Linked DNA regions of Homo sapiens: region 1 is linked to region 2. The links are chromatin contacts, found by Hi-C or POLR2A ChIA-PET in ENCODE. All regions are on one chromosome and are shown on one strand. The core of a region is the stretch at or near the end of the contact, and the rest is flanking DNA. Distances in the headings are between cores, read along the strand shown.

Evidence for each region. A loop is a pair of places that touch in the nucleus more often than their neighbours do. ChIA-PET counts read pairs that join two places held with the same protein, here RNA polymerase II (POLR2A). Pooled maps may share reads with other maps.
Region 1: a map of aorta shows a loop between it and region 2 (2.3-fold over the local background). The contact joins the enhancer-like site here to the promoter of PTS in region 2. A Hi-C loop is called at or near these places in 1 of 168 maps with a recorded cell type or tissue (aorta) and 4 of 50 pooled maps. POLR2A ChIA-PET finds 5 or more read pairs at or near these places in 1 of 52 experiments (common myeloid progenitor, CD34-positive).

Annotation. Positions count from the first base shown.
Region 1 is chr11:112,521,321-112,526,444 of GRCh38, reverse strand. The region is part of intron 2 of LINC02763 (long intergenic non-protein coding RNA 2763); the gene reads right to left. Among named protein-coding and RNA genes, the nearest start is that of LINC02764, 32 kb to the left of the region's middle. Within about 2 kb of position 1,538, at least 13 of the 41 ENCODE cell types and tissues checked have a DNase peak (open chromatin) inside an H3K27ac peak, as active enhancers do.
Region 2 is chr11:112,223,117-112,227,877 of GRCh38, reverse strand. It overlaps PTS (6-pyruvoyltetrahydropterin synthase), which reads right to left and starts at 1,450. Exons shown (of 6, transcript NM_000317.3): 1 at 1,352-1,450. The coding sequence starts at 1,434. RefSeq lists silencers at 518-812, 1,170-1,579.

The DNA of each region.
Region 1 (5,124 bases), core at 289-2,788, 300 kb before region 2:
TAAATGTCAGCTTTATTTTTGGAAACCCGTTTTAGGTATTGGATAGCCCAGACCCCAAGCAAGGCTCTGTGGGAGCCACATCTTGCTGAGAGTGACAGGAAGAAGTTATTTTTAAAACAGATTACATTGCTGGGTTAAGTCCCACTTTTGGACTCTGTTGCCTTTCTCCTTTGATTCCTTCTAGGTGAATCCTAGACGGGTGCCCAGCATTTTGCTTCAATCAACTCTAAGGAAAACACACTCTGGAAAGTCTGCTAATCTAGTCTAGCAACCCAGGGCTGGAAGCTAGGACCAACTAGAGTGACTCACAGCAAATCTCATCTTTCCCTGGAGATGCAGAAAGGAAAGACACCAGACACCGTCACTGAAACTGCCTTGCAAGCCCCCACCTCCCATCACTGCACCAGGAACTTGTGTTTCTCACTTATGACTTGACCCTGGAGGGCTCTCCTCCTCTATGACTCCCCTCTGAGGATGCGGTCACTGCATCAGCCATCTCAGGCAGCACCCTTGAGTTACATGCAAACTGCTTCCCCTCAAAGTTGCGGTACACACCTTACACAGCTGGTATGGTGGGCCGTTGTCAAGTTTCCTGGCTGCCCAGCCCCTTTAAACACCCTTCTTACATTAGAGGAATTTTCCATCCTATGCATCCTGCCTCCTAAAAGTAGAAACAATAACAGTCACTTTCCCAGCCTCCTTTGCAGCTAAGACATAAGCAGGTGGCTGAGGAGCTGCTGGGATGATAAGGTGACATTCTGGGGCCAGATGTGGCATGGACACTGAAGGCAGCAGTGGTGACAATGGTCATGTTCCTGGCAAATTGTGATACAAATTAGAACATCCAGTTGGCGGCAGTGGCGGTGCCACAGCAGTTTTCTCATTAAGCCAGTTCTGCCACGTGTAGTGGAACATTATTCTGCACGTGTAGCCTGGGGCCTGGTTTCCCAGGCTCTGCTGATTCTGTGAGACACCCAACATCCTGTTACTAAACCTTTCCTGCTGTGTCAGCCAGAATTGGCTTCAACTGCTTACCATGAGGAACCCCGATTCCTACAGGCAAAAACCACAGGGAACACATGGTGGCAACATAGAAGTCAAGTCTTACTGAGATCTCTCTTGCTTAATAGATATGTCCAAACCCTTTAAATTCCTGTGCCCCTGGTCCTGTCCCAAAAGGAAACCTCAGACTTTATGTTTTTTTAGGCAAGTGGAGCAGGTTGTGACCCTGCAATCCAGCCTGAGAAGGCATAAACAGCATCTCAGCATTTGTCAAAGCAGCTTCCTCCAGGGGAGAGGTCAAAGCTGTCTTTGTTGGGATGATTCCAAAACAGGCTCCAGGGGCCACAGCTACAGGCTGAGACCAAAGGCCCTCCTCAGGCAGCTGACACACAGTAAGCAAAGGGCCCGAGGTCATGCCTGGGTCCAGAGCTTGAGGGCTCTGAGGTCAGGCCAACACAAGGAATGGTGACGGGAAAGACTGAGGAGCTCAGGCCCGCTCAGAGACATGTCATGAGTTCCTTGGCTGCAGCTCCTGTCCAGGGCTTGGGAGCAGCCACGTTAAGCCCTTCCAGAGCCCTGGCACTGCTGACAGAAATACTGGCAAGGTGCCTGGTCACATATAAACAAATTATCCTTCCCACACTCCTGAGGAACTGAAGAAGGAAGGCATGGAAGACCCTGAGAACCATGCTGGGACTTCTCTACACGCTCCCTGCTAAGGGTCTTCCTGTTTCCAAAGACCCTCTGGTCAGGACACTTGTCTAGGAGACAACTGGCCTCTGGCTAAGGAACAGAGGGGAGATGAAGACACGGGGTAGCTGGAATGCAAGCTGTGAGTTTGGAGCTCTCTGAACCATCTCTTCCAGGTGACTGGGGGTAGCTGGAATGCAAGCTGTAAGTTTGAAGCTCCCCGAACCATCTCTTCCAGGTGACTGCTTGGCTGAGGTCAGAGAGTCTGGGCCAATATGCAAAAAGAACCATGCCAAGCAGAGCAAGAGGAGAGCTCCAATGTCAGAGTGCGAGGTGTTGAACCCACTGTGCCAGATCTACTTCTGGTGACAGGGGGCAAGAAATTTCCCTTTCTGCTCAAGCTAGTTCGGGGGGTGGCTTTTGCCACTTGCAATCAAAATAGGCCAGACCACCACAGGTTCCTGAGACAGAGCCTTAAACATGTTTCCTGTTCTCTGTATGCTCACAACAGTGGGGACAAGCCATCATTTCATGGAAGGAGAGCCACTGTGCTTCTTCTGGATAGAAAGGCAGCTCTTGTTAGTGCATGACCTATGATTACCCCACAACAGAGCTAACATCATTCAAACATCCACAAAATAGCCTACAGTCATGCACCAAGTCACAGCCTTTTGGAGAAGCTTCAGCATGAAGTCCAGAAGACTTTAGTCTGTAATTCCATATAGATACAGACAAAAGATCCAGGTTTTTTCTCCCCTCCAGCCCTCATCTTTGGCCCTGACACCCTCGGATTGCCAGGCTTGTCTCAGAAGATGCTGGGAACTGTCTAACTGCCCCTACCAAGTTAAGCACAGCAGGAGGCAAATAAAATGAGGCCCCGCCATCCCATTGTCCTGGGCCCCTCCCACCTTGGGCTGTCCAGATTCAGGGCTGGGCACCAAGCTTAAGCCACACTCCCTACATTCTTTTTTTGGGAAGCTGGCACAGACCTCCAGGCCTTAGCCCAGCAGCAACTGTAGCTTTGTTACCCTGGGGCATGGAAATTTCCCTCTCCCTGACAGCCTCATTCATTTGTCTCTTAATTAGACACAGTCCCCCACGGTGCTGTGTCCTCCACTGTGATCTTTGACAAGCTCCTAGAGGGCCTCCCCACTGAGTCATGTGATCAGAGGGAAGTCATCCAGTCCAGCCCCTGCTTTAGGCTCACTCCCAGCACCCCCGCAGCTCCCAGCCCAGAAAGGGAGTCACGTCTCTGAGAGGCAGCTGTACCATTGCCGGCTTTTCAGTTGTTAGAAATTTCTTTTCCCTATTCAGCTAAAATTGGCCTCCCTTCCACCCCATTCCCCTTCTATCTTATCACAGATGTAGTTCATTTTCACATCCATAGGACAGGAATTTATTGAAAAACAGATCTTTTTGTCCTTATAAAAAAAAAAAAACTCTTTTTCACCTAAACAACCTGTTTCCTCTCCTGTTCCTTATGGTTTTCAGACCCACAGCCATTCTATCCATGGTTGCCTGGATACTTTACACAAACAAACGTTAGACTACACTGCAGCATCAGAACTAAAATCTACTTCAGGTGAGGTCTTAAAAAAAAAAAAAGCCCACACATTAGTTAATTATAATTTAACTTATATCCCTCCCCCTCACTGTCTAGAACTTGAATAGTTGGTGAGATAGAAATGGCTAGTTGCCTCCAAATATCCATTTCCCCTTCTTTTCATCAACAGGATCTAATTTTTTAGCTGGGCATACTGTCACCTGGGTAAAACAGTCCAATTCCAATCATCCATTGCAGCTGTGTTACATGTAACTAATTTCTAGCCAAAGAGACATAAGCAGAAATGTGTGAGAAACTTCCTGGAAGCCTCCTTAAGAGTGAGAAGGTGGACCCTTCTTTCTGCCTTCTCCATTCTGCTTCTGGAACTCAGATGTGATGCCTGGAACTCTAGCAGTCATCCTGGACCACGAGGATGTGGACTGTACACTTGAGCAATTAGAAGGGAACTGGTTCCTGACAACTCTGTGTTGCTGGCTGCCCCCACTAGCTTGGGATTGCCTAACTCTAGACTTGTTTTATGCAAAAAAAAAAAAAAAACTTCTCCTTTATTTAAGCTATATAGTATTTGAGTGTTTTCTTAAATATGCATTAAGACCTAATCCTAAATTTGCCACCCTGAAGTTATTATAATGAGTTGTATATGTACCCCAAGAAATTTCTCAACCAGATAATTCTGAAGAAACTCCAGCTCTCATCGCAATTTTTTTCTCTTGTCTTTTTTAATGCTTAACAAAACTTTGCTGAAGACTTAGAGATAACAAAAATATTATAACAAAGGAAACAAATTTGGCATACTCGTTTTCTATGGATGTCCTAACAAATTACCACAAACCTGATGACTTAAAACAATAGAAATTTATTCTCTTCATTCTGGAGTTCTAGAAGGCCAGAAGTCTGAAGCCAGTATCACTGAGCTGAAATCAAGGTGCTGACAGGGTTATGCTTTCTCCAGAAGCTCTAGGGGAGAATCCTTCCTTGTCTCTTCCGGTTCCAGGTGGCTTCTGGCATTCTTTGACTTGTGGTTGCATCACTTAAATTTCTGCCTCTACAGTCACATTGCCTTCTCCTTTTTTTAAATGTCAAATATCCCTCTTCCTCCCTCTCAGGAGGACACATATGATTGTTTTTAGGACCCACCTAACCAATCCAGGATAATCTCTTTTTCTTAAAATCCTTAATTACATATGCAAAGGCCTTTTTTTGCCATATAAAGTAATATTCACTTGTTCCAGGGACGAGGACATGGATATCTTTGGGGAGCCATTATTTTAGCCTACCACACCTGGATGTTACGGAGAGCTCCTCTCAGAGCTGAAGCCCTAAGACGATAGTGGTGTCTTATAGTGGTGGTGTCCCCCACCCAGGTCCTGGTCTGTGTCATACTACAAGGACAAGCTTTCTGTCCAGCACAGAGTCCTGGAGCACACCTCCCATAGCTGAGGTATACATAGTTTCCTGACTCCCCCAGACCCAAAGAGAGGGACCTGTTTCTTATGTTTGCCTCTGCCACCTGCCTTTATATCCCACTGCCAAGTCAAAAGCCCACCTGGCCCATTCTCCATCTCCCGTACGAGGATTGGCCTCTTCATAGGATGATAGACAGTGGGATTGCCCAAAGGGATGTAGGGTCCTAGGACTCTAAAAGTCAATGGATCACCTCAGAACAAAGTGACAAAAGATTCACCTATTCATTCATTCAAAGAAAGGTAAGATTGTAAGGTGGCAAGCCTGTATTGCAATTGGAATCATGTAGGCTTGAGCTATAATGCCATCACTTGCCAGTTACATAATCTCTATAAGCCTTTGTTTCCTCATCCACAAATAAGAAGATAGAAAGGAAAATAATGTCCACATTGCAGGGTTATTTT
Region 2 (4,761 bases), core at 201-2,700:
CTTTATTATTCCCCCCAATGTAGTTTGGATGTTTGTCCCCTCCAATTGTCATGTTGAAATGTGATCCCCAGTGTTGGAGATGGGGCCTAGTGGGAGATGTTTGGCTCATGGAAGTGGATCCCTTATGAATGGCTTGGTGCCCTCCCTGAAGCAATGAGTGAGTTCTCGCTCTATTAGTCAATGGGCGAGCTGGTTGTTAAAAAAAGCCTGGCACCTCCTCTCCTCTCTCTTGCTCCCTCACTTGCCCTGTGAGTTGCCTGCTTGCTCGCCCTTCGCCTTCCACCATGAGTGGAAGGTCCCTGAGGCCTCAACAGAAGCAGATGCTGGTGCCATGCTTCTTGTACAGCCTGCAGAACCAAATAAACCTCTTTTCTTTATAAAATACCAGTCTCAGTATTCCTTTGTGGCAATGCAAAATGGAATAACACACCCCCACTTTCTCCTGCTCAGCCACTTCTTGTATTTAGAGTGCTAAAGTCTTTTGCACAAAATTTTCTCAGTGTACCCTCCACAAAATAGGCCAGATTGGAAACCCCATACAAGATCCCTGATGCATCCGTTACCTAGCACAAGCCCTGACAAGCACGAAACAAAACCTGGTTTAGCGAATGGAGGGATGAATCCTGTTAGATAGCGATGGTCATCCTCATTTCACAGACGACGATACGGAGGGCCAGAGGGTGGAGCTGGTTAGTGCGTGGTAAAATTCCTCAAAATCAACTCGTCAGTGCATGCAAGCAGTATGTATGATCGGGATTCAAATCCCAACTATGCTGCTTCGGAAACTGAACGTCTGGGCTCATTTTTTTTTTTTTTTCTCCTAGCCACTAGACCACCAGGGACTGGGTTCATCCAGTCTTTGGTAAAAAAGGGGCTAAAATTTGCCTTGTAATTACATTAGATATGGTGGCCAATGCTCCTGGCATACAAGATTAGCTAACATTTACTGAGTGTCTACGCCGCGCCAGGTACTGTGTAACATAGGCGAGTTTAACACTGCTGAGTTTCACAGCAACCCTGTGGTCTACACCAAGGGACTCCTAGGGGCAGAGACGTTTCTTCGAGTCGCAGAACCGGGTGTGGGCCCCGCACCCAGACGTGGGCCATCGCCCTCCGCAGTCGGCTCCGTTAACCATCAAGCTCCCCCACCCCTCCAGGGCTGGGGACACTCCAGCCCCCATCAGGATGCTGGAGGCCGTCCGAAGCCCCACGAAGCCGACCAGCGCGCGTCGCCCCAGCAGCCCCCGCGCCCCTCCCGGGCCCGACGTCAGCACGCCCGCCGGCCCCGCCCCGGTGACGTTCCGGGGCCCGGCGCCCACCGCCCGCCGCTGTACCTGTGTGCACACCCTACCTGTACAATCGGTGGCTCGCGCTGAAGGAGATGCGGCGGGACACTTGTGCCTGGCAGCGACGGCCACCACCTTCCGTGCTCATCTTCCCGGCGCTGTCTGCGGTGCTCGGCCGGCACCTCCTCCCGCCGCGCGGCCGGTGCCTCCTCCCACCGCGGCTGCGCAGTGCGTGCCAGACGCGCCCCTAGGAAGTGCGTCTCCGCTTCCGCTCTGGCCAATCCCGGCCTCGGGAGACAGTTAAGGGTGTCTCTCGCTATCTGAATCTCTTCGGAGAGCAAGATTTGGGATACCTAAGCATACCCTGGAGTGGTCAGGGTGGGTGGGGACCCTGTGTCCTTGATCTGTTTGCCCCGCCTGAGGTCACGCCACGTAGTTAGGGCCCGTCTGGGCACACTTTGGGTCCTGAGTGACCTCTCTGAGCCTCCTCTCCCACTCTCTCCTGTAAAGCTCCAGTGACTGGTGACTCAATCGGATGAACCCCAGGGCCACAGTCCGCTTTATAGACCAAAAGGAGCAGGAATTGAGCCAGGCGGGCGTGGTGACGCACTCCTGTAGCCCCAGCTATTGAGAAGGAGAGGGATCACTTCAGCCCAGGAGTCCAACCTGGGCAATAGAGCAAGACCCTCGTTTCTCTTTTTCTTTTTTCTTTTTAATTATTATTATACTTTAAGTTCTAGGGTACATGTGCACAACGTGCAGGTTTGTTACATAGGTATTCATGTGTTATGTTGGTTTGCTGCACCCATCAACTCGTCATTTACATTAGGTATTTCTCCTAATGCTATCCCTCCCCCAGCCCCCTACTCCCTGACAGGCACCGGTGTGTGATGTTCCCCACCCTGTGTCCATGTGTTCTCATTGTTTGATTCCCACCTATGGGTGAGAACATGCAGTGTTTGGTTTTCTGTCCTTGTGATAGTTTGCTGAGAATGATGGTTTCCAGCTTCATCCATGTCCCTGCAAAGGACATGAATTCATCGTTTTTATGGCTGCATAATATTCCATGGTGTACATGTGCCACATTTTCTTAATCCAGTCTATCATTAATGGACATTTGGGTTGGTTCCAAGTCTTTGCAATTGTGAATAGTGCCACAATAAACATACAGGTGCATGTGTCTTTAAAGTAGCATGATTTATAATCCTTTGGGTATATACCCAGTAATGGGATGGCTGGGTCAAATGATATTTCTAGTTCTAGATCCTTGAGGAATCGTCACACTGTCTTCCACAATGGTTGAACTCATTTACACTCCCACCAACAGTGTAAAAGCATTCCTATTTCTCCACATCCTCTCCAACATCTGTTGTTTCCCAACTTTTTAATGATCGCCATTCTAACTGGTGTGAAATGGTATCTCATTGTGGTTTTGATTGGCATTTCTCTGATGGCCAGTGATGATGAGCATTTTTTCATGTGTCTGTTGGCTGCAGAAATGTCTTCTTTTGAGAAGTGTCTGTTCATATGCTTTGCCCACTTTTTGATGGGGTTGTTTGATTTTTTTTCTTATAAATTTGTTTAAGTTCTTTGTAGATTCTGGATATTAGCCCTTTGTCAGATGGGTAGATTGCAAAAATTTTCTCCCATTCTGTAGGTTGCCTGTTCACTCTGATGGTAGATTCTTTTGCCGTACAGAAGCTCTTTAGTTTAATTAGATCCCTTTTGTCTATTTTGGCTTTTGTTGCCATTGCTTTTGGTGTTGTAGTCATGAAGTCCTTGCCCATGCCTATGTCCTGAATGGCATTGCCTAGGCTTTCTTCTAGGGTTTTTATGGTTTTCGGTCTGATATTTAAGTCTTTAATCCATCTTGAGTTAATTTTTGTGTAAGGTGTAAGGAAGGGATCCAGTTTCAGCTTTCTACATATGGCTAGCCAGTTTTCCCAGCACCATTTATTTAATAGGGAATCCTTTCCCCATTTCTTGTTTTTATCAGGTTTGTCTAAGATCAGATGGTTGTAGATGTGTGGTGTTATTTCTGAGGCCTCTGTTGTGTTCCATTGGTGTATATATCTGTTTTGGTACCCATACCATGCTGTTTTTGTTACTGTAGGCTTGTAGTATAGTTCGAAGTCAGGTAGCGTGATGCCTCCAGCTTTGTTCTTTTTGCTTAGGATTAATACCGTTTCTTTAAAAAAAAATTTTTAAAGAGCAAGAATTTGAGAGCACAAATAGGACCACGTGACAACAGTCCTTTGGACTGTTGTGTAATGATCCTTACTAAGGGAAATTCTAAAGCCATTCTTATCCACAAGCATGTATGGACCCATTTATTACTCTGGGTTGGCATAGTGTGAATACAGACACCCCTAAACACATATTAGCAATTCTTCTGCCAGTGTAGACACATTGAGAGTGAAAGGATCTTGTTTCCTCACATCTACTCACAAGAGTAACCAAACTACACACAGTTCCCAGAATCATGTCACCTCTTGCTTCCATTCACTCTTTCACTAAATATTTATTGGGCATCTACTATGTGGCTGGCATTGTTCCAGGTACTGGAGAGGACAGCTCCACTCTATATGAGAAAAATCATCACTGTATATGATGAAAAGCAGGACAAGTCACTGATTAATAACAGGCTTGGAAAAGTTTCCTGTAAAAAGAAAGATAAAATCATGGGGGCGATAGAAATAAGCTCAAATGGTGATTTCCCTCAAATATCTCCTATTTACAGCTATATATTCTGTTTGTTCTGCATTAAACTACTAACAGGTTATTTAGCAAACACTCTCCATACATTTTCAGATGTTTGTCTCATCTACCCCATTGTACTGTAAAGAAAAAACTTCAAATAACATTTAGAGATTTTCGAGATAGAGACTGTTTAGTTCAATACTTTCACTTTACAGATAAGAAAATACAGCCACAGATAAGTGAATTACTATTGCGAGATCACTCAGAACAGAAACATTATTTCCCAGGTATGGACTGCCTCAGTGATAAATACTCTCTAACAGTCAGTGGTTACACAAATAGTTGCTCATTCCAAAACCAGCTTAAAGAATCAAAATAAAGTGAAAGAGTAAGAGAAATTTCTGCAAAATTATTTTTATTAATAATACTTGTTTGTTTTAGTAAAATATTTCACTGCATTTGCAGAGTTGAAGTTTAACCTGTTTGGAAATAGGATTGTTGCACACGTATTGAGATGAGGTGTTTAGGATGGGACCTAATCCAACATGACTAATGTTCTTGTAGAAAGGGGAAACTTGGACTCAAAAACTGACACATACAGAGGGAAGATCATGTGAAGACACAGACAACACCATCTCCAAGCCCAGGAGAGAGAACTGGAACAGATCTTTCTTCAAAGCCCTCAGAAGGAAAAAACCAACTTTGATTTCAGACTTCTAGCTTCCAGAATTGTGAGACAATTCATTTCTGTTAAGACCTCTGTGGTACTTTGTTA